Regions from separate parts of the Homo sapiens genome. Here region 2 is linked to region 1. A link is an interaction called in ENCODE POLR2A ChIA-PET data of the cell type or tissue named here. Cell type or tissue: PC-3. All regions are shown on one strand. Each heading gives the region's core, and the rest is flanking DNA. Links, peaks and the distances in the headings are about the cores only. Region 1 overlaps MYO5A (myosin VA). Region 2 overlaps MYO5A (myosin VA).

Evidence for each region. ChIA-PET counts read pairs that join two places held together with the same protein. Peaks named below come from ENCODE experiments on the same cell type or tissue, not always from the same donor. Only the 100,000 strongest peaks of a DNase experiment are listed, where the experiment ranks them.
Region 2: POLR2A ChIA-PET joins it to region 1 with 14 read pairs; 3 of 35 experiments call an interaction of 5 or more read pairs at or near these places.

The regions. Positions count from the first base shown.
Region 1 is chr15:52,362,530-52,374,382 of GRCh38, reverse strand. MYO5A (myosin VA) reads left to right here. Exons shown (of 42, transcript NM_001382347.1): 21 at 2,020-2,259; 22 at 3,966-4,214; 23 at 7,259-7,352; 24 at 9,681-9,829. Among named protein-coding and RNA genes, the nearest start is that of MYO5C, 73 kb to the right of the region's middle. In PC-3, for the core only: no CTCF peak of the experiment used is centred there; a DNase peak (open chromatin) is centred at 4,212; H3K4me3 peaks cover 880 bases; H3K27ac peaks cover 1,981 bases.
Region 2 is chr15:52,490,264-52,502,116 of GRCh38, reverse strand. The region is part of intron 1 of MYO5A (myosin VA); the gene reads left to right. Among named protein-coding and RNA genes, the nearest start is that of MYO5A, 33 kb to the left of the region's middle. In PC-3, for the core only: no CTCF peak of the experiment used is centred there; a DNase peak (open chromatin) is centred at 5,186; H3K27ac peaks cover 1,183 bases.

The DNA.
Region 1 (11,853 bases), core at 570-8,569:
AGAATATATGACAAACAGGTTAAAGGTTATTCCAAGAATGAGACAACCTTGGAAGAATTTACCATGGTGAAGAGGAGGCAAATTATAACATTAATGTGGTTAAAATTGTATTGACAGATACAATGCTCCAAAAGTTTTTGACAAATAATCTTACATCTAGCAATAATTAATGGGGTCACCAGAGTAGTCTTAATTATCACCTGTGACCATTGATGAACGATTTTTATCTCTTTCATTTTGGCAAGGTTTGGAGTCTATCCTACAGGCTATATTTCAAATCAGTGAGAAATACAAGCCTGGATATTAGAGCTCTATGGACATCACCATTAGAAGGAGCATTAATGGGGTGATTTGGGTCTCTAAGCACAGACAGTATATGGGTGTGACCTAGGCCCTATTTATTTATTTATTTATTTATTTATTTATTTTTATTTGAAGTGATTTTAGACAACAAAAAATTCGAAACTGGTGAGGCTTGAATGAGTGTATTTAATAGCTGTGTTTTGAAGATAGCTACTCCAGATCTTTCTGCTCACCCCTCCTTTATGTAGTCTCATGCTCTTTCTATATAAGCGTGAGATTTTAGGGAGGAAAGAGGTTTGAAGTTGCTTTTCAGATACACCAAACTAGTTACCTTCCTGTGTTCCTCACTACTTTCCTTAGGAACATCTGAGCTGGGTTTTGAGGTCACTGGTTTAGCAGTGGCAGCCTCCGGCCAGCTCAGGCTCCCACTGTGACTGGACAGGGTGGAAGGTGGTAGCGTAGAGGCTTGCTCACATGTAAGCCAACAGCCATCACATTAGTGCTCCTTCTAGCTGTATTTCAGGTCCAAGGTTCCCCTTCATGAGATTTGGAGTGGGGGGGTCTTAAAGAGAGTACAGGTGTTGATTAATTTCTCTCACTCATGATGAAAGTGAGATTGAAAATGGAAGCTCTGATTAAATGCTGTTTCCATTTGACTAAAATTACAAAAATGGACCCATGTCCAAAGTTACATGGGAGAAGCAAATGGAACAGGAAAATTGGCATTAATAGTTTTATTTATCCAGTCACTGTGCCTGGCTACCTCTTCTTAAAATTCAAGAATTTCTTCTCCATCTTTCCTAGAAAATGTTTACACGGTGTCTTTTTGGTGCTCTTTAGCGACAACAAATTCATCTAATAAGGCAAACTTTTGTTTGTTTATAAGTTTAGGGAAATATCATTTTTTTTTAGGAAATGTAACATAAAATCAAAAGTAAGATTAGTTTGTTTCACATCTTTTTACTTTTACCTTTCATTTTAAAGCCCCATCCCTCCTACCTTTGAATCCCAAAAGTGGATCCTTGCTACATTTGAAATAGCAATGGAAAATCCTCACTAGAATGGTATTCCTCAAATGTGGTAAACAAGAGTGTCATCTTTTAGTTTCTAAAAAAAAAAAAAATCAATAAATCAGTACAAACTTTTTAGTACCCCAAGTGTTGGCCTCTACAGACAGTTTGCTGCCCATACCCCGTGTCCTCATGCACGGGCCTAATAATGCATAGTGAGGTGGTATCAGCAGTCAGGGTGGTGGGGATATCTCTTATTTTAGTAGCACATAGTTTACAGGATGCCTGGTTCTGTTAATTTTATAGAGGATCATCTGTTGCCAACAGAAATCATATACTAATAAGAAACCTAATGTATTTTTTCTTTCTTTTTATAGTTGTTTTTCTTTTGGTAATCTGGTGCTTTTTATTTAGACAGCTTCCAACTCTATATTCTGCTTAGAATTATACACATAATATGTGCATATGACACATTTTTATGTATGTTTCTGAAATCACCTTCTAAAGTCTACTTTTCAAATCACTTTTAAAAATAATTTTGTAGCCTCCATATATCTGTGATAAGTATAATCTACATAGTACATTGTCAATTCAACTTTTATGTCTTTTCCTCTAGGTAATGTGTGGATTTTCAGCCCGACATAGATTGATAATCATGAGTGTAGTCCAGGGTCTTGACATTGCTTGCCCTTATCCTTTTCTGCAGATACTCCGTGAGCACAAAGCAGTCATCATTCAGAAGCGAGTCCGGGGCTGGCTGGCCCGCACACACTACAAGAGGAGCATGCATGCCATCATCTACCTTCAGTGCTGCTTCAGGCGGATGATGGCCAAGCGTGAGCTAAAGAAGCTCAAAATCGAGGCTCGCTCAGTGGAGCGCTATAAGAAGCTGCACATCGGCATGGAGAACAAGATCATGCAGCTGCAGCGCAAAGTTGATGAGCAGGTGTGTTTCACAAAGGGGCCCTGAGAGTGGAGTATGCCTGAAGAAATCCACCAGGATTATTTTCAATATTGTTTTTCTTTGACTTTACCCTTCGGTCTTAGTAAAAAGTAAAATTATGACCGTATTTATTTCCATAATGGGCATGGAAGTACTTATGAACTCATAAGGTGGATCACAATTGCAAAAACTAAGGCAGGAAGTTATTATTATTATTATTATTATTATTATTATTATTATTATTATTACTATTATTTGAGACAGGGTCTCACTCTGTCGCCCAGGCTAGAGTTCAGTGGCATGGTCACAGCTCACTGCAGCCTCAACCTGCTGGGCTCAAGTGATCTTCCCACCACAGCCTTCTGAGTATATGGGACTACAGGCACGTACTACCACACCCAGCTAATTTTTTTATTTTGTAGAAACAGGGTCTCATGTTGCCAGGCTGTTGCCTCAAGCAATCCTCCTGCCTCAGCCTCCCAAAGTACTGGGATTACAAGCATGAGCTACCATGCCTGGCAGGAAATTATTTTTGAGAACAGAGATCTACTAATGCTTCAAACCTTTATGACCAAGAGTCATATTGTATGTTACTTATTTTTCAAACACCAGCTTGAACCAGGCATACTGTATTTTGTACTTGGCAATGCTCTATCAAAATTATCATTTATTTTCATGTGGTATCATGTTCATTTTACAGATGAGTTGGTTTAGCATTGAAATAGCAAAAGCATCAGGAAAATGTTGATGCTTCTGATGAACTTGCAATCTGTTGCAGAGATAAAAGTTTGTTTGATTAAAGATAGTTACTAATATTTTAGCACATGTAAATGATATAAAGGTAATTAAGAATATAAAAATGCTAAGGAGAGCAAAGCAAAACAGGGATCAGAATGAAATGGGATGGAAGATTTTCTGAGTGGGAGGGAGAAATTTTGAGGTAGTAAACATAAAGATTTGTGAGAAACGTGTGTGTGTGTAGGGAGAGGGTTTTTTTTTTTTGTTTTTTGTTTTAGGACAGATTCTCACCCTGTCACCCAGGCTAAAGTACAGCAGTGCAATCACGGCTCACTACAGCCTCAAACTCCTGGGCTCAAGTGATCCTCCTGCCTCAGCCTCCCAAGTAGCTAGGACTACAGGTACACACCACCATGTCTAGCTAATTTTTAAATTTTTTTGTAAAGACGGGGTCTCATTATGTGCCCAGGCTAGTCTTGAACTCCTGGCCTCTTGTGATCCTCCTGCCTTGGCCTCCCAAAGTGTTGAGACTATAGGTGTGAGCCACTACACCTGGCCAACTTGGGATTTTGAGGCTGTTTTAATCATTCGTACGCATCACTAAGCTAGTAAATGGTTTTTAGCAACATTTTGATCTGTTTTCAAAAACAAGTATAGATCCTCCTATTTCTGAATTAAGAATCAGGAAATTAAGAATTTACTATGTAACTCACCCTGTGACTATGAGAAAATCACATCCATCTTGCTTACCACATCAAACAGAATTGAATTAATTGTGCCTGTTTTCTTCTCTGTTTGTGTCACCTAGAAGGTATTGGTTGTGCTATTGCAAATGTTGTAGTATTTTGGTTGGATACTATATCAATGTTATGATGATATAGCATGAATATGATGAATAAACATGGTTTTCTTACTAAATACATTTGATGATATGTGTATTTACTTATTGTTACTTATGTGTATGTTTAAAGAACAAAGACTACAAATGCCTTGTGGAGAAACTAACCAATCTGGAAGGAATATACAACTCTGAGACTGAGAAACTACGAAGTGACTTAGAACGTCTTCAACTAAGTGAAGAGGAAGCGAAAGTTGCCACTGGGCGGGTCCTTAGTCTGCAGGAAGAAATTGCCAAGCTCCGGAAAGACCTGGAGCAAACTCGTTCAGAGAAAAAATGCATTGAGGAACATGCAGATCGATACAAACAAGAAACAGAGCAGGTAGGAATAATGTCCATATCCCCATCTACTCCGTACACAAAAGAGAGGTGCTGTCATCATGACTTGGTCCGTGTGACTCACTGTTGGTTTTATTAGAAATGCAGTACAAATTTTAGTTGAATTACTGTTCATTATTACTGTTTCCCAAGCATTTATTTCTCATTATCAATGAGTAGGCTGTAGGTCTTTTAGTAGAACTTTCTACTCTAATAAGAACAGAGGCAAAGCTGTATTTTTAGGAGAGAATGGCCAAGTACCTACTAACACTTGTATATTAAAAAAAAAAAAAAAAAAAAAAAGTCAGTCTGGGGCATAGACTCCTTTTAAAAAAAAAGTCAGTCTGGGGCGTAGACTCCTTTTTCTTCAGTAGGGTTAATGTGATTAACCCATTTATGCCTAAGGTTGCAATTTTTTGAATTGCAAAATCAGTCTTTGGCAATGACCTTGAGCAGTAGAATATAAATAACTCCCACATGCTTAGTGTTCTAATAATGGAACATTAGACATAATATTTAGTACCTGATGGTAGGGATCCTTGTTGAAGCCTGCATTAAGGCTGTATTAAGAAGTCCAAGCAGGAGAAGTCTAAATGTCTGCACAGTGATTGCAACCAACAGCTTTACGCAGATGGAACCCTCCCCACAAAATGCTTTCAGATTGACCAGTACTTGCACGCTTCAAATTTGTATTAACATATCAAAACTTTATTAAGTATAGAAGACATTAAGATTGTCAAGTAGTAATGAGATGTACTGCTGAAACATTTGTAAAAGTACCTCAACATTAGGCTTCCTGGAAAAAAGTAATCGATTTTCAGAGATTCCGCTGGTATTACCATCTTTAAATGAAAACAGAGTTGCCTGTGTCAGCTGTAACTGCTGGCAAGAATCCTGATATGGTTTGTCTGTACTGACTTCTAAATGTTAATATCAGCACATGCAGTGAGAACTACAGCAGGAACTTAGATGCAGGTCGGTTAGGATAGGGTGGCTGGTAAAATTGCAGTCCTTCCATGGCATTACAGGTTCCAGTAAAGTAATTCCTCCTATATCTCTAGATCTGTACTCTATATATAGAAACAGCAGTGCCAAAAGGTGAGATTCTTTTCTGTTTTATATAATGTTGTTTTGATACAGCAAGCTTGTTCTCTCAGAATTAAGACGTGCACTCAAAAAGATACTCTTGAATGTTTAAGATCTCTTTTCTTCCCTTTAAGTCTCCCCAAACCACGGAAGCTTTCCAGCTTCGGATTCCTCAGAATCTGTACAGTAGTTAAGTGTGGTGGGAAGATTCTCCTTTCCTTTTCAAAGCCAAGTTCTTGCCTTTCTAGTCTGATAGAATAAACACACAAGCAGATTCAGATTTTTTCTTTCATTTCATTTCATTTTCTCCCACTTCTCACAGAGATAGCTGTAGGCACTAACTTTAGTTCAGACGGTGTTTCCTATGTTGTGTAGGCTGGTCTTGAACTCCTGGCCTCAAGCTGTTTTCCCACATTGGTCTCACAAAGCGCTGGGTTTACAGGTGTGAGCCACTGCGCCTGGCCCCATTAGTTCTTTTGATGGAATGTAGTGATAGGGGAAGAATGAAAACATTTCACTGTGACAGTCAGCTTCATGGTCAGGAAAATGACATTCTCAGTCTGATCAAGGAGCCCAGAAGTTACAGTAGAGTTATGTATGGTTCCTAACCAAGAGCATTTATCAAAACTGCTGGGGAGTTTTTATATAAAAAGGGAGCTATCCAGACTCTGGGAGTGTGGGCTAGGCACATTATTTTGAAAAAGTACCATAGGTGATTGGTTGTGCACCCCTACCAAACAAGAGCCTCTCCTGAAAGCCCACAGAGAGCTGGGGCTTTTTTTACTGAGAGTGGATGTTAAGGCAAGGTCAGTCCAGAGGGAAAAGACTGAGCCCTCGGAAGGGATACCTACTGGACTGATGTCTGCTGTGTGTGGCACAGTGTAGTTATCCAACTTTCCTGCTCCCTGGAGCCCTCTTTTCCTGTCCTAAACCCCCTGACATGACAAGAGATTTGCCTGCCAGTTCTCTCCCTATTATTAAAGCTCTTGTTTTCAGAGTTCCTTAAACTTTAGCTTAGAAAAAGGAATTCAGATTTTACTCATCATAAGCACACACTTTATTCCAAAGATGAGCTGAGTAAATTATGTACTTTGCAAAATTACCTTTGGTTTTAACTTTTCCTTCCTGGGAATCCTTATCCAGCAAAGAACTAGAAAGTTAAGAGTCAACTTGTGTGTGTGTGTGTGTGTGTGTGTGTGTGTGTGTGTGTGTGTGTTTTAAAATATACATGACATAAAATTTACCATTTTCACCATTTTTAAGTGGACAGTTCTGTGGCATTAAGTACATTGACATTGTTGTAATGTCAATGCTTATTTAAACATGGAATAAAAGGACTAGTTCTCAGCCTTGTAAAACTCTTAAAGGGAGATGAAAGAGAAATTCTCTTTCTTGACATCAGATGGGAGAATCAAAAGCTCTTCAGTGAATTTCCCAAACTAAACATCCTCATATCCTTCTTAACCTCCTTAATCTCCCCACTTGAATCATGGGTACACATAAGCTTTGTGTGAAAGCATTCAGAGGAGAAGGTAATATCAATTACCTTTGAGAGCAAATGCTGACTTAGTGCCAGGCAATTTTTTAATGTTTAATGTAAAGTAAAACTTTAATGTTTTAATGTTTAATGTAAAGTAAAAAACCATCACCATCCTTATCCTTCAAGAAATTCTAGTCTATTCTGGAAAAGAGGAAAGTAAATCATTTATAACGGATATAAAGAGCATATACAGGGTCTTGTAGTAGCACAGGGAAAAGACAGCTAATTGAAGGGGGTTTCAGGAAGGCTCTTGGGAGGGAGTAATGCTTGAGCAAGTTTGTAAGGTGACTAGACATAACCAGGCAAAGACAGGGAGCACAGAGGTGGTGGAAGTAAGGAATGACTGCTTATGGTCTTTATCCTTGGTCATCAGGCTTCCTCTGTCCATTGCAACCATCTCAGTTTATTGTTTCATTTCGTAGCTGGTATCAAATCTGAAGGAAGAAAATACTTTGCTGAAGCAAGAAAAAGAAGCCCTCAATCACCGCATCGTGCAGCAGGCTAAGGAGATGACAGGTAAAGCTTATATGCGTACTACACGCCAACCAACCTCACACCAAAGTTATGTAAGTTACAATGTCATTTGATGAGTTACACAACATTATTTAGAATTTAAATATTTTTAAAAGTTGAGGCTGTCATCAGCAAATTTATAAAGTTCCAAGAGGCAACAGATCAGATATTTTGGTTGAATTCGTTGCTTGATAAACTTGTAAATCTGGTATCTCTAGGTACAAATGTGAACTCCGGTTCAGTCAGTGTCATATGTAATTTTTTTTTAAAATTAATTTGTTCTGCATGTGTGATTTACTAGTTAAGGCTTATAGGATTCCTAATGATTTAGTAAGAATTTTTGAGCTGATATGTGTATATTTCTGTGTGTGTGTGTATTGTCTTTTTTTTTTTTTTTTTTTTTTGCTAAATCAATGGATGTTATTCTAAGATTCACCACTCTTTGCTAGTCTAAAAAAACACTAATTTTTAAAATAGAGAACTAACTAGATATGGACATTTATTCTATTTTCTGTTTGTGGGGTAGGTTAGAATGGTGATAAGTTTATAAGGAATCCACATATATATAAATATGGGGTAAGAAGATACAGATCTATACAGTAATTAGTGGTGGAAATGGAAGAGAAAAGATGGTTTGGAATGGGGATATATTATATGAAAATAATACATTTTCATATACATTCTGTTGATTACACTGGTATTCAAAAAAGGCAAAAATGTTCTAAGATTTTACAATGAGATAACAAAACAATAAAGATATGTTATTAGTAATACGGATATTGAGAAAAAAGTATACATTTATGAGGCAAATTAATGAGGCCAGTTGTTGGAGTGTTAAGTTTGATATGTCAGCTAGGACCTCAACATGGAGGTATTCAGAAAGCAAATCCAGATTAAAGAGTAGAGAAAAAATAAGAAGGGAGCCTAAAGATACCCATTAAAACTGTGGTGGTAAGAGAGACTGCCTCACCTCTCCTAGCTGAAGGGGCTAATACTGAGGAAAGAGAAGAAAACCTGGAATTAATGACCATACTAAGGGATGAGGTAAAGAAAAGGAGCCAGAAAATAAAATTAAGAGGTGAAGGAGAAAACAGAGCCCTGGAAAGAAGGCTGCTGGGAGGCAGCATGTAACAGAAGGATCCAGAATGATGAGAATCTTCTAGGAAAATATAAAATGTTATTTGAAAGTGAACTGTAAGAACAAAGAAATGACAGTGAGTTTGCCAAGGGAAAATTTTTTGGTAGGCTCAGAGCAGCTTCTGCAAACTGGTGAGAATAAAAGGCAACTTGTAGAATGTTTTAGAGAGAAGAAATTCTTTCATTCATTCATTTACAAATTATTAAAGCCCTACTCTAGGGAAGCACTGTGGTGGGCACCAGGAAAGCAGCTGTGACAAGACACTTGTAGCCCTTGCCTCATCGTGCTCACAGAGAAAGCAGTGGTGAAGCAATAGAAGCAGGCAGGGCAGATTAAGATTTAGCCTCAAAATATATGGGTAACATGGAGCAAAGTGGTAGAAGCTTAATATTATAAATGTGACTGGTTGGCTGATTGAGTTAAGACATACAGCTGAGATTTGAGGTTTTGTTACTTTACTTCATCTGCAGTCAAGGGCTAATCTCCAATCTCCAGATCATGTCCTAGCCAAAAGCAAACCACAGCCACAAAGAGGGCTGAGGGTGTAGGTAAATGGAGAAGGCAAGGTTTCCTCAGCAGCGCGTGGGGATGACCAACAAGCACACAACACAGCTGGCCAGGCCCGAGCATTTTATCTGGTTAGAAGCTGGGAAGTAATAGGACAGCAGGGGAGGTTAAAGTCGTAGAAAACGTAAGACAGAACTGTGAGATGGTAAATTAAGAGAGACTCTGTAGAGTAGGACAACCGGGTCCACTGAAAAGTTGCCATTCTCTTGAGAAATATCTCTCTTGAGAAATATCTGTGAGGAGGTCATTTTGAGAGAGTACACTACTTTGGGCAAAATAATTTTATGAATAGAATACCATTGGAATAAAAATATGTACACTTTAGTTACTAGACAGTGACTGACTAGTGGAAGTTTTTCAAGGATGTGCTGTAACCAGTGTATCAATTAGTGGTACTAAGGCCAGAGTACATGGAATAACTCAGTAGATGATTGTTATTATTAATAAATTATTTCATTTTTTGGTCATTTTTTCTTTTCCTAAATTTTACTAAGACACTCTTCATGGATCACAGTGATACTAAAAGTAAAATTGCCTACAGAGAAACTGGAAATCAGTATACATGTTTACACAATTGCATTCTCAAGGGGCCATCTTTAGTATGCATATCCTTTTTTTAATTTCAGAAACTATGGAGAAGAAGTTAGTAGAAGAAACGAAACAACTGGAACTCGACCTTAATGATGAAAGGCTGAGATATCAGAACCTTCTGAATGAGTTCAGTCGCCTGGAAGAAAGATATGATGACCTCAAGGAAGAGATGACCCTTATGGTGGTGAGTCAAACACTTTTGTTTTTTTTTTAATGAAAAATTTTAAACATATACAAAAGTAAATAGAATAGTAGAATGAACCTCCATATCTTCTGTGTACCTACCACCCAGTTCCAGAATGTTCAACACATATTCACCTCCCATTCCATCTCCCCAACCCACTCCATCCAATGGATTGGATTATTTTAAAGCAAATCTTAGAAATCATATAATTTTATTCACAAGTACTTCGGTAAAGTCAAACAGTTTAAAGACTGGGCTATGTGATAGTATAAAGTCAGTAAAGTTGGATTTTTGTTTTTGTTTTTGTTTTTTTTTTTGAGATGGAGTCTCCCTGTGTCACCAGGCTGGAGTGTAGTGGCACAATCTCGGCTCACTGCAACCTCCGCCTCCCAGGTTCAAGTGATTCTCCTGCCTCAGCCTCCCGAGTAGCTGGGACTACAGGTGCCCACCACCATGCCCAGCTAATTTTTTGTATTTTTAGTAGAAATGGGGTTTCACCATGTTGGCCAGGATGGTCTCGATCTCTTGACCTCATGATCTACCCACCTTGGCCTCCCAAAGTGCTGGGATTACAGGCATGAGCCATTGCGCCCGGCCAGTTGGACTTTGTTTTATATATTGAATGGCCTAATGTAAAATTTACATGTAGACTGGTTTTGATTATAATTTTGAAGATATATTCCTATGAAAAGAAAATTCAGACTCCATTTGTAATGAATTATCTATTTCAAGGACTCTTCTGCATTTGCCAATGTACCTTTCATACTTGTAATAATTCTGCACATCCTCCCCATTCCATGTATCCTGCTATCAGGAAACAAAGAGTTCCCAAGCATCCCTACAAGTACCAGCCTTAAAGGTAACCTAATTATACAAATGACCAGAAATGCCCTGAAATATCTCATAAAAAGCCAGATAATTCAGTATCTGTGGAGCAGAGTATTTTCTTCAAATTTTGCTTCTATCTGGACCTACTGACAAAGTTCATTACAATATGACACTTAAAAGTCAAAATAAAAGAGATTGTGTAATACAAAAGATAGGCTCTCATCACCTTGCAGATGAGAAAATCCTGTCTAAAAGAGACCAAAAAGCTAATATAAATCCCACATTGGACCATTATTTCAACCCTCACTACTCTGATTTATGTGTGACAAAGAGAAATTAGAAGTAGATGCAAGTCACCATTATAACTGTTCTTATAATTGACAAATCTAAAGACCCTTGTTAAGCTTCATCTTCCTAGATCACCGTGCTACCGTTGGTCCCATTGAAACCTTTCTTCCTTCACATTCTGTAATTCTTAGCTTTCTCTTGAATCCTTTTCTTCTTTTTCAGTGTTCATGTTCCCCAGTTCCATTCTTTGGTGTGTTTTTGTTCACTCTATTTATTAGATGACAATGCCAACATTTATGGTTAATCTCTGTTTCAGTTATGGTTAGAGCTAAGCTTTATAACCCAGTAGGTGTTTCTGAGACCCCCTAGTTATTTGGGATGTTAATAAGTGGGATTGGAAAAGAAATTCTTAGGTAAAATAAATGTGGTAATCTACTAGGTTAAACAGAGATAAACAAATGTCTTTTCTGGAGAATTTCTTGGATTCTTTAATGGTGCATGCAATATGAATTTCAGAAAATAAAATGAGAGAAGCAGGTGCCATACATGTATCCCTCTCTGAGCATATTCCAGAGATATCCATCTGTGAGGAGGTCATGGGTCTCTTTAGTCGAGGAGGTGGCCATTTCTAGAAAGGTCCTCCAGTGACGCCTCCTCCAGCAGCTTGACACGGCTCCTCCTTCCTGCTAAGCAAGTCTGCCTGCTCTCCATCTGTTCCCAGCAGTGCTCTAGAGGTAGTTTTAGTTGCTCAATTTCTTATTTCTCAGTCATGTGTCCTCTCCATTGTATGCCTGTGACTCAGTCATTCCTCTTGGGAGACAAAATGGTCAGAGGAAGGGAAAAGGAGAAAGCAGAGGAAGGGAGATCAGAGCTCACTTGCTTCCCACTCATTTCTTCACTAGATCTCC
Region 2 (11,853 bases), core at 1,517-9,516, 130 kb before region 1:
GAGACGAGGTTTCACTGGCCTGGCTGGTCTGGAACTCCTGACCTCAGGTGATCTGCCCGCTTTGGCCTCCCAAACAAAAATTTAATATTAGTTTATATATATAAATACTATCTTGACCACTATTTAAAAAAGATAATTAACAGCATCTCATATTAATATGGATAAATGTCTAGGATATATTGTTAAATAGAGAAAAGTAAAATACAGTGTGTGTGTGTGTGTGTGTGTGTGTGTGTGTGTAGTATATGTATGTGTGTGTGTGTCTGTGTGTATGCCTATGTTATGGAAGTTTATACTAGACTGTTTAGACTGCTTAAAATATTTTTTTCTGTGGGCAAGAGGGTTTTGGGAGATTTTCATTTTCTATTAATACTTTATTCAATTATGTAATATCTGAATTGTTATAATCAACATACATTCTTTTATAATCAGAAAAAAACAAATATTTTCTTTTTTCAAGTAGTGTAAACAAATATATTCCTTTTTCAATTTTATCTTATTTTTATTTTTATTATTTAGAGCCAGGGATTTGTTCTGTCATCCAGGCTGGAGTACAGTGGCACAATCATACCTCACTGCAGCCTTGAACTCCTGGGCTAAAGCAATTCTCCCACCTCAGTCTCCCAAGCAGCTGGAACTACAGACACACCACCACGCCCAGCTAATTTTTGTATTTTTTTGTAGAAACGGGGCCTCACAATGTTGCCTAGGCTGGTCTTGAGCCCTGGGGCTCAAGCGATCCTCCCTCCTTGGCCTTCCAAAATGGTGGGATAACAGGCATGAGACACCACACCTGGCCAAAGGTATTTCAAAGAGACATTTTTGAGTAAAAAAAAAACGTTTTCTGGCTGGGCGCGGTGGCTCACGCCTGTAATCCCAGCACTTTGGGAGGCCGAGGCGGGTGGATCATGAGGTCAGGAGATGGAGACCATCCTGGCTAACAAGGTAAATCCCCATCTCTACTAAAAATACAAAAAAAATTAGCCGGGCCTGGTGGGAGGCGCCTGTAGTCCCAGCTACTCGGGAGGCTGAGGCAGGAGAATGGCGTGAACCCGGGAGGCGGAGCTTGCAGCGAGCCAAGATCTTGCCACTGCACTCCAGCCTGGGCGACAGAGCAAGACTCCGTCTCAAAAAAAAAAAGTTTTCTGATTTTGTGTATACACACAATACAAACAATATTTAAATATATTTTATAATATATTTAAAGCATTGTTTGATGCTTTTAGAATTGAGATGCCTCACTCCTGATCCATTTTTTGGTGTTGGGATTAGCCTCTTGGATTAGGCATGAACTAAGAAGAACGTTTTTTGAGAGAAGGGAGAGAAAAGGAGAAAGCTACCTGAATGAACTGATTTGGAGGGTACTAAGAAAGGCTACAAATAAAAGAAAATCCATAAAGAATTTCTACAACTCAACGACAAACAACCAAAGAACCCTATTAAACTCCCTGTTGAAAAATGGGCAAAGAGGCCAGGCATGGTGGCTCACACCTGTAATCCCAGCACTTTGGGAGGCCGAGGCGGGCGGATCACCTGAGGTCAGGAGTTTGAGACCAGCCTAGCTAACATGGTGAAACCCCGTTTCTACTAAAAATACAAAAAATTAGCTGGGCCTGGTGGCGCACGCCTGTAATCCCAGCTACTCAGGAGGCTGAGGCAGGAGAATCACTTGAACCCTAGGGGCAGAGGTTGCAGTGAGCTGAGATCGTGCTATTGCACTCCAGCTCGGGTAAAAAGAGCGAAACTCCATCTCAAAAAAAAAAAAAAAAAAAATGGGCAAAGGATTTGAATAGACATTTCTCCAAGAATATATACAAATGGCTAATAAGCACATGAAAAGATGCTGAACATCATTAATCATTAGGGAAATGCAAATCTAGCCTACAATGAAATATCATTTCATGCCTATTATCACACAAAACAAAAACAAAAAAATACAAATGTTGAAGAGGATGTGGAGAAATTGGAACTCTTGTGCACGGGTGGTGATAATGTAAAATGCAGCCACTATGGAAAACAGTATGTCAGTTCCTCAAATTTTTATTTATTTTATTTTTTATTTTTAAGAGGCAGTATTCCTCTGTCACCTACGCTGAAGTGCAGAGGGGTGATTGTAGCTCACTGTAACCCTCAAAATCCTCTGATCACCCAAGCGATCCCCCTGCCTTGTTCTCCCAAAGCACTGGGGTTACAGGTGTGACCTACTGTGCCCGGCCCCCTAAAAAAATTAAACTGATAATTACCATATGATCCAGCAATCTCACTTCTGGGAATATACCCAAAAGAATTCAAAGCAAGGTCTCAAAGAGATACTTGTACATCTGTGTTCACAGTAGCATTATTCACAATGGCCAAAGGATGGAAGCAACCCAGTGTCCATTGGTGGATGAATGGATAAACAAAATGTCGTGTATTTATACAATGGAACATTATTCAGCCTCAAAAAGGAAGGAAATTCTGAAAGATGCCTCAACATGAATAACCTTGATGACATTATGCCATGTGAAATAAGCCAGTCACAAAAGACACATACTGTGTGATTCTACTTACATGAAGTACCTAAAGTAGTACAATCGGTAGAGACAAAGTAGCATAGTTGCTCCTAGTGGCTGAGGGAGGGGGAAAATGGGGCGTTCATTTAATGGATATGGAGTTTCGGTTTTGGAAGATGAAAAAGTTCTGTGGACAGACGGTGGTGATGGTTACACAACAAAGCAAATGTATTTAATACCACCACTGAAGTGTATACTTAAAAATGATAAAGGTTGTAAATATGTGTATTTTACCACAATTAAAAATAATAATAAAAAAAGAAAATCCATTAATGCTTCAGAATCTTCTAACCTTTTCTTGGCCATCCTCTTTGCAAGTTGTTATTTTAAAAGCTTAAATATCTTTAATGTCTTATGGTAAACAAGTATCAGTCCTTCCTTCACTGAGAATGAGATAGGTAGCTAGAACTGGGGATGGAGGAGAAGCTGCTTCAGGAGTAAAAGGGCAAAGAAAAAAGGAGATACTTTGGGCCACTAAAAGCAATTTCAGTCACATCACAATTTTGCCTTGCCTTGGCTCTGCCCCACAAAGCCTAGAATCTAGTAGTAGCTCTAGTTTTTAAAAATCTTAAATGATATCTTACATTTGATATGCTTTATGGAATTCCTGACTACATTCCTGAGCCAGCAAGACATTTGTAGAAATTCATCAAGTCTTTACCACTGCTATTCCATTAGGGGTTAATATGGGTGAGTATTCACATAATAATCTTGGTATGGGGTTGGTACTTCTAAACATCAAATGAAGGCAAACCATAAAGGAAAAAATTGACAAGAATATACAGTTTCAAGCTCTCTACAACAACAACATGTTCAAAAGGACATTAATAGGCCATCTGACAGAACAGGAAAATATTTTTAATTCTTTGGTTCAGGGCTCAATATCAATATATAAAAAGTAATAATATCTGTGAGAAAGACTAACACCTTAATAGAAGAATAGAAAACACTAAGGCAATTCACAAAAGAAACTTAGCCTGTAAACATTGAGGAAGTGTTCAACTCAGTAATGTAAGAAATGCACATTAAAATGAAGAGGTTTTTTTTTAACCAAACAAATTAATAAATATTTTTTAAAATCACACTTATTTCTTAGGGAAATGAACACTATCACAAACTGCTAGTGGGAGTAAAATTCGTTCAGTCTTTCTATAGGGCAGTTTAACACAATATATGTATCAGAAGCCTTAGAATTTTTTACACCCTTTGAGCTAACAGTCATAATTTTAAGATTTATTTTCAGGAAATAAGCATGAATGAATATTGGAAGGATGATTATGTCAGTGCTGTGGAATAGTGTATCCAAGTGGAGATAACGTAGATGTCCAGCAATAGGGAATTGTTTACATAGATTATATCTGTACAAACTAGTGTTTTATAATTTTATTAGTCTTCTTAAATAATTAATTTTTGGTTTTGTTGATTTTTCTTTATTGTACAATTATTTTCTAGTTTGCTGATTATGAGTTTTTGTTGTTTTCTTTTTTCTACTTTCTTTGAGTTTAATTTGCTATTCTTTTTGTAGCTTCTTGGAATGAATGCTCAGACATTGCTTTTCAGCCTTTCTTTGCTTCTAATATATGATTTAAGGATGTAAATTTCCCTCGAAGCAACACTTTGGCTATATTCCTCAGGTTTTGATATGTTGAATTTTTATTATTTTTCATTTATTTATTAATTTCCCTTGATAGTTTTTCTGTGAATCATTTCATAAAGAAATTGCTTTATTTCCAAAAATTTGGCAGTTTTTAAGTTATCCTTCTGCCCTCAATTTCTTCTTCTGCTTCTTTTTTTTTTTTTTTTTTTTTGAGACAGAGTCTCACTCTGTTGCCCAGGCTGGAGTGCAGTGGCGTGATCTTGGCTCACTGCAACCTCCACCTCCCGGGTTCAAGCGATTCTCTTGCCTCAGCCTCCCGAGTAGCTGGGACTACAGGTGCACACTGCCACGCCCGGCTAATTTTTTGTATTTCAGTAGAGACAGTGTTTCATCATGTTGCCCAGGCTGGTCACGAACTCCTGAGCTCAGGCAATCCGCCCGCCTCAGCCTTCCAAAGCACTAGGATTACAGATGTGAGCCACCGCACCCAGCCAATTTCTTCTTTTAAATATTTAAATTTTATTTATTTATTTATTTATTTATCTATTTATTTATTTAAGCTATTTCAGGACATCTGCTCTCAACTTCTAGCATAATTTCACTGTGAACAATGAATATCTGCGTATATTTTTTGAAATTTGTTGAGACTTGCCATCCTGACTCCTCATTCCATCTGCTGCCAGCTGCTTTTAACATTTTTTTCTCGGGCTGGGTGCAGTGGCCCACACCTGTAATCCCAACACTTTGGGAGGCTGATGTGGGTGGATCCCTTGATCTCAGGAGTTTGAGACCAGCCTAGGCCACATGGCAAAACCTCATCTCTACTAAAAATACAAAAATTAGCCGGGCATGGTGGTGCATGCCTGTAGTCCCAGCTACTCAGAAGGCTGAGGTGGGAGAATCGCTTGAGCCTGAGAGGTGGAAGTTGCAGTGAGTCGTGATTGTGTCACTGCAGTGCAGCCTGGGTGACAGAGCAAGATGACTCTGTCTGAAAAAAAAAGCTGTTTCAACTAAGATCACACCCTCTTGCAGGGCAGCCTATATCGGTGACTGACTGGTTGTTGCACAGGTTTAGTAAAGGCCCATCCCCATTGTGCCAACTCAGGACTACCCTGAAGGAAGGGCATTCCAGTTTCACAGCACCTCATGGGGTTGACTGAGGGAGGCATTGCATTCTTCTCAAAGTGTATATTGAATAGAACTTAAACTTTTCTCAGTGTTGAGTCATCAATAGTCCAATAGTACAATGAAGCCCTCATAGTCTACTAAGGTGTTATGGGATATTTGCCCATATACCTCAAGTCAAAATATTTGGAGGGCCTGCGTCCTTCATGATAATGTCATAAACCCTTACTTTTTGTTATATTTTCAAAGCTCCTCTAGATCCCTGTATTTTCACAGCTTTTCTTCCTTAATGAATACTCTTCGGAGGGTCTTCCTAGATTTTAAGAACCTTCTTTAATCCCCAGCCATTTTATAACTCGACTTCCTCTTTCACCTCAGCCACAAGGGACTGGACCAGGAGTGGCAACCTAGTCATTCCGTGTCCATTTCCTGGGACGTTTCCAGGGGAGGAAGCTTACTTTCTGTAGTTACACCTGTAAACTTGAAGCTCAGGAGCTATGCAGTGGGCATCTTTTACCAGTCATGTGGCCTAGAAAGCACAGGGGGCAGATATACACAAATGAGCAGAGATGAGAAACCAAGAGGGATGATGAGCCATCTAAGCCCTGCTTCCAGTCCTGTCTGAAGCACTGTTCCTGTTCTTGGACTTCATGAAGGGACCTATATCCTTATAATCTTCTTTGCCTGCCTTAGCTTAACTCAGGCCAGTTTATGCTACTTAGGACAACATTAATTTTCTTTTTTTTTTTCATTTCTCTTTTTTTTAAAAATTATACTTTAAGTTCTAGGGTACATGTGCACAATGTGCAGGTTTGTTACACATGTGCCATGTTGGTTTGCTGCACCCATTAACTCATCATTTACATTAGGTTTTTCTCCTAATGCTATCCCTCCCCCTGCCTCCCACCCCACGCCAGGCCCTGGGGTGTGATGTTCCCCACCCTGAGGACAACATGAATTTTCTAACTTAAACTCAGATGAACTTGGAAACTGTATAACAGATAAAATTATAAAATAAGACTAGAGGTAGAGTTTTTGAATGAAAACAAGGGATTCTCTCTCAAGAAAAGCTTTAATGCATGCAAGGACTTTATGCCTTCTCTTTTGACCACTCAGAGTCCATTTTTGCTTCTTAAACTTCTATTTATCTATCTATTTACTTATTTTAATTGACAAGTAAATACTGTATATATTTGTGGCTTACAATATGATGTTTTGGTATATGTATACACTATGGAATACCTAAATCAAGCTGTTTAACATATGCATTACCTCACTTTCTTTTGTGATGAGAACACAAAATCTACTGTCAACAATATTCAGATATACAATATATTGTTATTAACCATTGATTATCATGAAGTACAATAGATCTCTGGAACTTACTCTTCCTGTCTAACTGAAATTTTGTGTTTTTTGACCAGTAGTTCCTCAATGTTCCTGGCCCTCAGCCTCTGGTAATCTCCATTTCACTCTCTGCTTCTATGACTTTGACTTTTTTTTACAATCCACATATAAGTGAAATCATGCAGTATTTATATCTCTGTGACTAGCTTATTTCACTTAACATAATGTCCTCCAGGTTCATTCATTGTCCCAAATGACAAGACTTCCTTCTAAGGCTGATTAGTAGTATTCTATTGTGTATATGTATAGTACATTTTCATTATCCATTCATTTGTTACTGGACACTTAGGTTTGCTTTGGATAGTTGAATTTTGGCCATTTTAAAGTCAATTTAATTTTTTTAGTATTTTAGGCTTAAATATATTTTGATATATGTCAAAAAATATGGATATATATATATCATATATCTCAAGAATGAATGCTAGCTAACATTGAAACTTGTAGATAGTAGAAGGAAAATTAATTTGCCAATAGGACATTGTTGAGAATTATGTTATTGCCAACCTTTAACATTTATTGTAAAGTCTATGCAATAGCTGTTCTTGCTTATGTATTGAAGTGCTCAGGTAGATAAATTCAGCGGAATCCTTAACACTTGCCCGTAGCTTGGCACCTAGCACCTAGGATAATAGATAACAAGAAAGGCCAGGCACAGTGGCTCATGCCTGTATTCCCAGCACTTTGGGAGGCCAAAGTGGGTGGATCACCTGAGGTCAGGAGTTCGAGACTAGGCTGGCCAACTTGGCAAAAACCTATCTCTACTAAAAATACAAAAATTATCCGGACGTGGTGGTGTGTGCCTGAAGTCCCAGCTACTCGGGAGGCTGAGTCAGGAGAATCTCTTAAAGCCAGGAGGGGGAGAATGCAGTGAGCCGAGATGGTGCCACTGCACTCCTGACCGGGCGATAGAGCAAAACTCCATTAAAAACAAAAAACAAAAAACAAGAAATAACATTAGATCTTTTATTTAATCATAATGTTATTTTGAAGGACCTCTGTGACTAAATACTATAGTATATTTGTAACCCAATACTAAATGATTTCCATTGGCAAGAAAGATCTGTGGGTGTTAGCACAGAACCAAGAAGACCCTTGGTCCCTTGTACATCTGTGGGCTTTGTTCTGGTCCCCAGCCAGAAATTTCATCTTATATTTTTGTTCATATTGGATAGCAGATTATGGGTGGATTAGTGAAAAGCCATCCTTAGTAATAGGGAATGTTTTGATGATGAGTCATTAATGCTTTTTGTTTGGAGATCAAAGATGACACCATTCAGTGATAAACATGTATTTCCTTCATATGATATAGGGAACATGTTTGACTCTGTATTGCTGATTTGCTCTGGTCCTCCCTGCCTCATTCTTTTCTGTCTATTACAGGTCGACATCTCAGATTGTGGGGTGTTGGAGCGAGGGGCCAGGCAGTGAAGCTTGCTGTGCTCGTAGTTTGCTCTTGGGCTTTTAGTTGTTTTTTTCTACTCTTGTATGATACAAGCTAAAATATGGTTTCGTAATATTTTTGTTTCAGATAATTTATTATTGAATACAGATTATAGTTTCAGATAAAGAATATACTTTTCCTATATTTCCCTCACTTCCTTCAATTCTTGTCTATGGAGGCTGTGTAACAGTAACTCAGAATGCACGGTATTTCTAGTGTGTGGACCTTGTTGTCAAGGTTTTAGACACACTGAGCCTAATGTCTTCTAGAGTATAATATTATTGTATAAGCAAGTATCAGTGCTAAAGAATACATTTTTTTTCTTTTTTTTTTGAGACTGAGTCTCGCTCTATCGCCCAGACTGGAGTGCAATGGCATGATCTTGGCTCACTGCAACCTCTGCCTCCCGGCTTCAAGCGATTCTCTTGCCTCAGCCTCCCGAGTAGCTGGGATTAGAGGGGCCCGCCACCGTGCCCAGCTGATTTTTGTATTTTTAGTAGAACGGAGTTTCACGGTGTTGGCCAGGCTAGTCTCAAACTCCTGACCTCAAGTGATCTGCCTGCCTCGACCTCTCAAAGTGCTGAGATTACAGGTGTGAGCCACCATGCCCAGCTCCAGTAATAAATTTTTGAAATGGAAGAAACATTCTCCATTCTTTGTTAATGTGCTATGGGAAAGAGTGGCTACATATTTATTTTATAGCTCTGGAATTAATGATTCAAAGTATTATACATCTCATTTGCAATGCTCCATAGATTATTTAAGATCATTTGCTAGCCACTTAATCTGTGGCTATAATTAAATTACTCTCAAACTTCCGGCTCTGAGATTTAGTTTTTCTTGGACAAAAGGCTACCTTTTCTATCTCTATCTTCCAAAACATGTTCACTAACTCTTGAGAGTCCCAATCAAAAGCCTTTTTCACATATGGCCTGCACCTCAGGCCTTTCTTCCCTCAGGCCTTGGTGATAGACTAAGGGTTCTATAAATTCTGATTCTCATCCCCACCAGCCTATAGGCTCTGTTGACTCATAGCCTAAGCACTATCTCTGAGTTTTCTCCTATGTTTAAAAACTACCAAAACTTTTTATTATGGGAAAATCTCACATATATACTAAAGTAGAAAGAACAGTACAATAAATTCCCATGTGCCCGGGCCCCAACTTCAACAGTATCAACTCCTGGCCAATCTTATGTCAGCTATATCCTCACTCATTTTGCCTTTCCATGTTATTTTGAAGCAAGTCCCAGACATACTGTTAATTCATCCCAGATATTCCACTGTGTATCTGTGCAGAAAAGAGCATAGCAGGCCTGATTGCTGTCCTTTGGAAGGCCTGTTTACAAGGTTGGCCCTTGGCGAGCATCTGGGAACTTGGATTTTGGGAGGGTTCTCAACCACCCTAACTAGTAGTAGTGTACTGTACCTAAGCTTTGTGTGCAAACTACATGGTTTGTGGTGAATACTTGCTTTCCTTCTGGGAGTCTGGAATCTTAGTAAGTGCTATACAGAGTTTGCCTATGTAACCTGTCCTCAGTAAAAACTGAGCAATGTGTCCCTAATGAGCCTCTCTGGTAGACAGCATTATTGTAACTAGCCGCTGGGGGAATTAAGCCCATCCTGTGTGACTTCACTGGGAGAGGGCTCTTCGAAACCTGTATTTGGTTTCCTCTAAACATTATGTCATGCACCTTTTACTTTTGCTGATTTTGCTCCGTGTCTTTTTGCTGTAATAAATCTTGGCCACGAGTACAGTTATATGCTGAGTCTTGTGAACCCTCCTACCAAATCACCAAACCTGGGTGTGGTCTGGGGATCCCTGACAGATTATCTCTAACATAAGCACTTAAAAAAATCTATATATCTATGTATGACCACAAAACCATTGTGACACCTAAAAATGTTTATAATTCCTTAATATTATCAAATATCAAGCCAGTGTTTGCATTTCCTATTGTCTCATAAATGTCATATTCTTTTTGTCTACTTTGTTCTAATCAAGGTTCAGGTATTGCAACTGGTTGACACTTATTGTAAGTCTCAAGCTATAGGTTCGTACTCTATCTCTTTTTCTTTTCTTTTTTCCTTGAAATTTATTTTGTTGAAAAAACTGGATCATTTTTCCTGCATAGTTTCCCGCAGTCCAGTTTTTGCTAATTATGTTGCCATGGTGTAGTTCAATGTGTTGCTTTGTAAATTAGTAGTTGGATCTAGATGCTTCGTGTATGAGTTTTTGAAAGCCCAATGCCTTCATATATCCTGAGGATATGCCTTAATTTCCGTTTGATTAATGTTTGCCAAGAACATTGATGTACTTGGATAAAAGGGGATTAAACAGTAAATATCTTTGTTTTTGTTAGCATGAGACAGATCTTCTGACACTTGGAGCCTGACTCATGTTACTTTAGAGAATCCAATAAAAAATACATGGCTTAGTGTTCATTACTTGCTTTTCAGGAGGTAACCCTGGCGGGGATCTCTGAGCAAAAGCTGGCTTTAATTATCTAGAGTTGGTACAGTGTCATTGTGACTAGATATTATGATGTAGGTGGAAATGTGGGGTTTTCTTATTTTTTAAAGACTCTATAAAAACAAAATATTAATAGAAAACATCAGAACCCTACTAAAAATTGTAGACCCCCACATGCATTAATTTTCTATGCAATGAAATCCTTCAGTACCTTAGTAATGAAGTTCTAATTAATGAGTTACTTAAGTCCCTCTTAATTCAACTTGGTAGGAATAATCCAACAGCCAAGGCCCAATGTAGTTATCATCGTAGGTCATCTTTGGAGATGTGCCTTTTTTGAAACAGCTGGATGGTTGGGCGTTTAATAAATATTTAGAATGTAAATGTATACTTAAATTTAAAAAAATTAAATTGTAAAATACACATAACGTAAGTTAACCATCTTAACCATGTGTAAGTGTACAGGTCAGTAATGTTAAGTACATTCATATTGTTGTACAACCAGGCCAGGCATGGTGCTCACACCTATAATCCCAGCACTTTGAGAGGCTGGGGCAGGAGGATCCCTTGAGCGCAGGAGTTCAAGACCAGCTTAGGTAACATAGTGAGACCCCGTCTATACAAAAAATAAAAAAATTAGCTGGATGTGGTGGCTGCACCTCTAGTTATAGCTACTTGGGAGGCTGAGGTGGGAGGATTGCTTGAGCCCAGGAGTTTGAGGTTGCAGTGAGCTGTGATCATCACACCACTGCACTCCAGCCTCGGCAACAGAATGAGACCCTGTCTCAAACAACAACAACAACAACAACATATTGTTGTACAACCAATCTCTAAAACTCTTCATCTTGCAAAACTATATCCCTGTACCCATTAAACAATAACTCCCTATTCCCCACTCCCTCTAGTCCCTGGCAACCATTATTCTACTTTCTCTCCCTATGAATCTGACTACTCTAGGTACCCTATATAAGTGGAATCATATAGTATTTGTCTTTTCATGACTGGCTTATTTCATATGGCGTAATGTCCTCAAGGTTCATCCATGTCGTGACATCTTTCAGAATTTCCTCAAGGTTCATCCATGTCGTGACATCTTTCAGAATTTCCTTCTCTTTTGAGGCCAAATAATATTCTTTTGAGTAAATACACCACATTTTTGTTTAATCTATTCATCCATTGATGGACATGGGTTGCTTCCATCCTTTGGCTATTGTGAAGAATGCTGCTGTGAACATGGGTGTACAAGCATCTCTTTGAGAC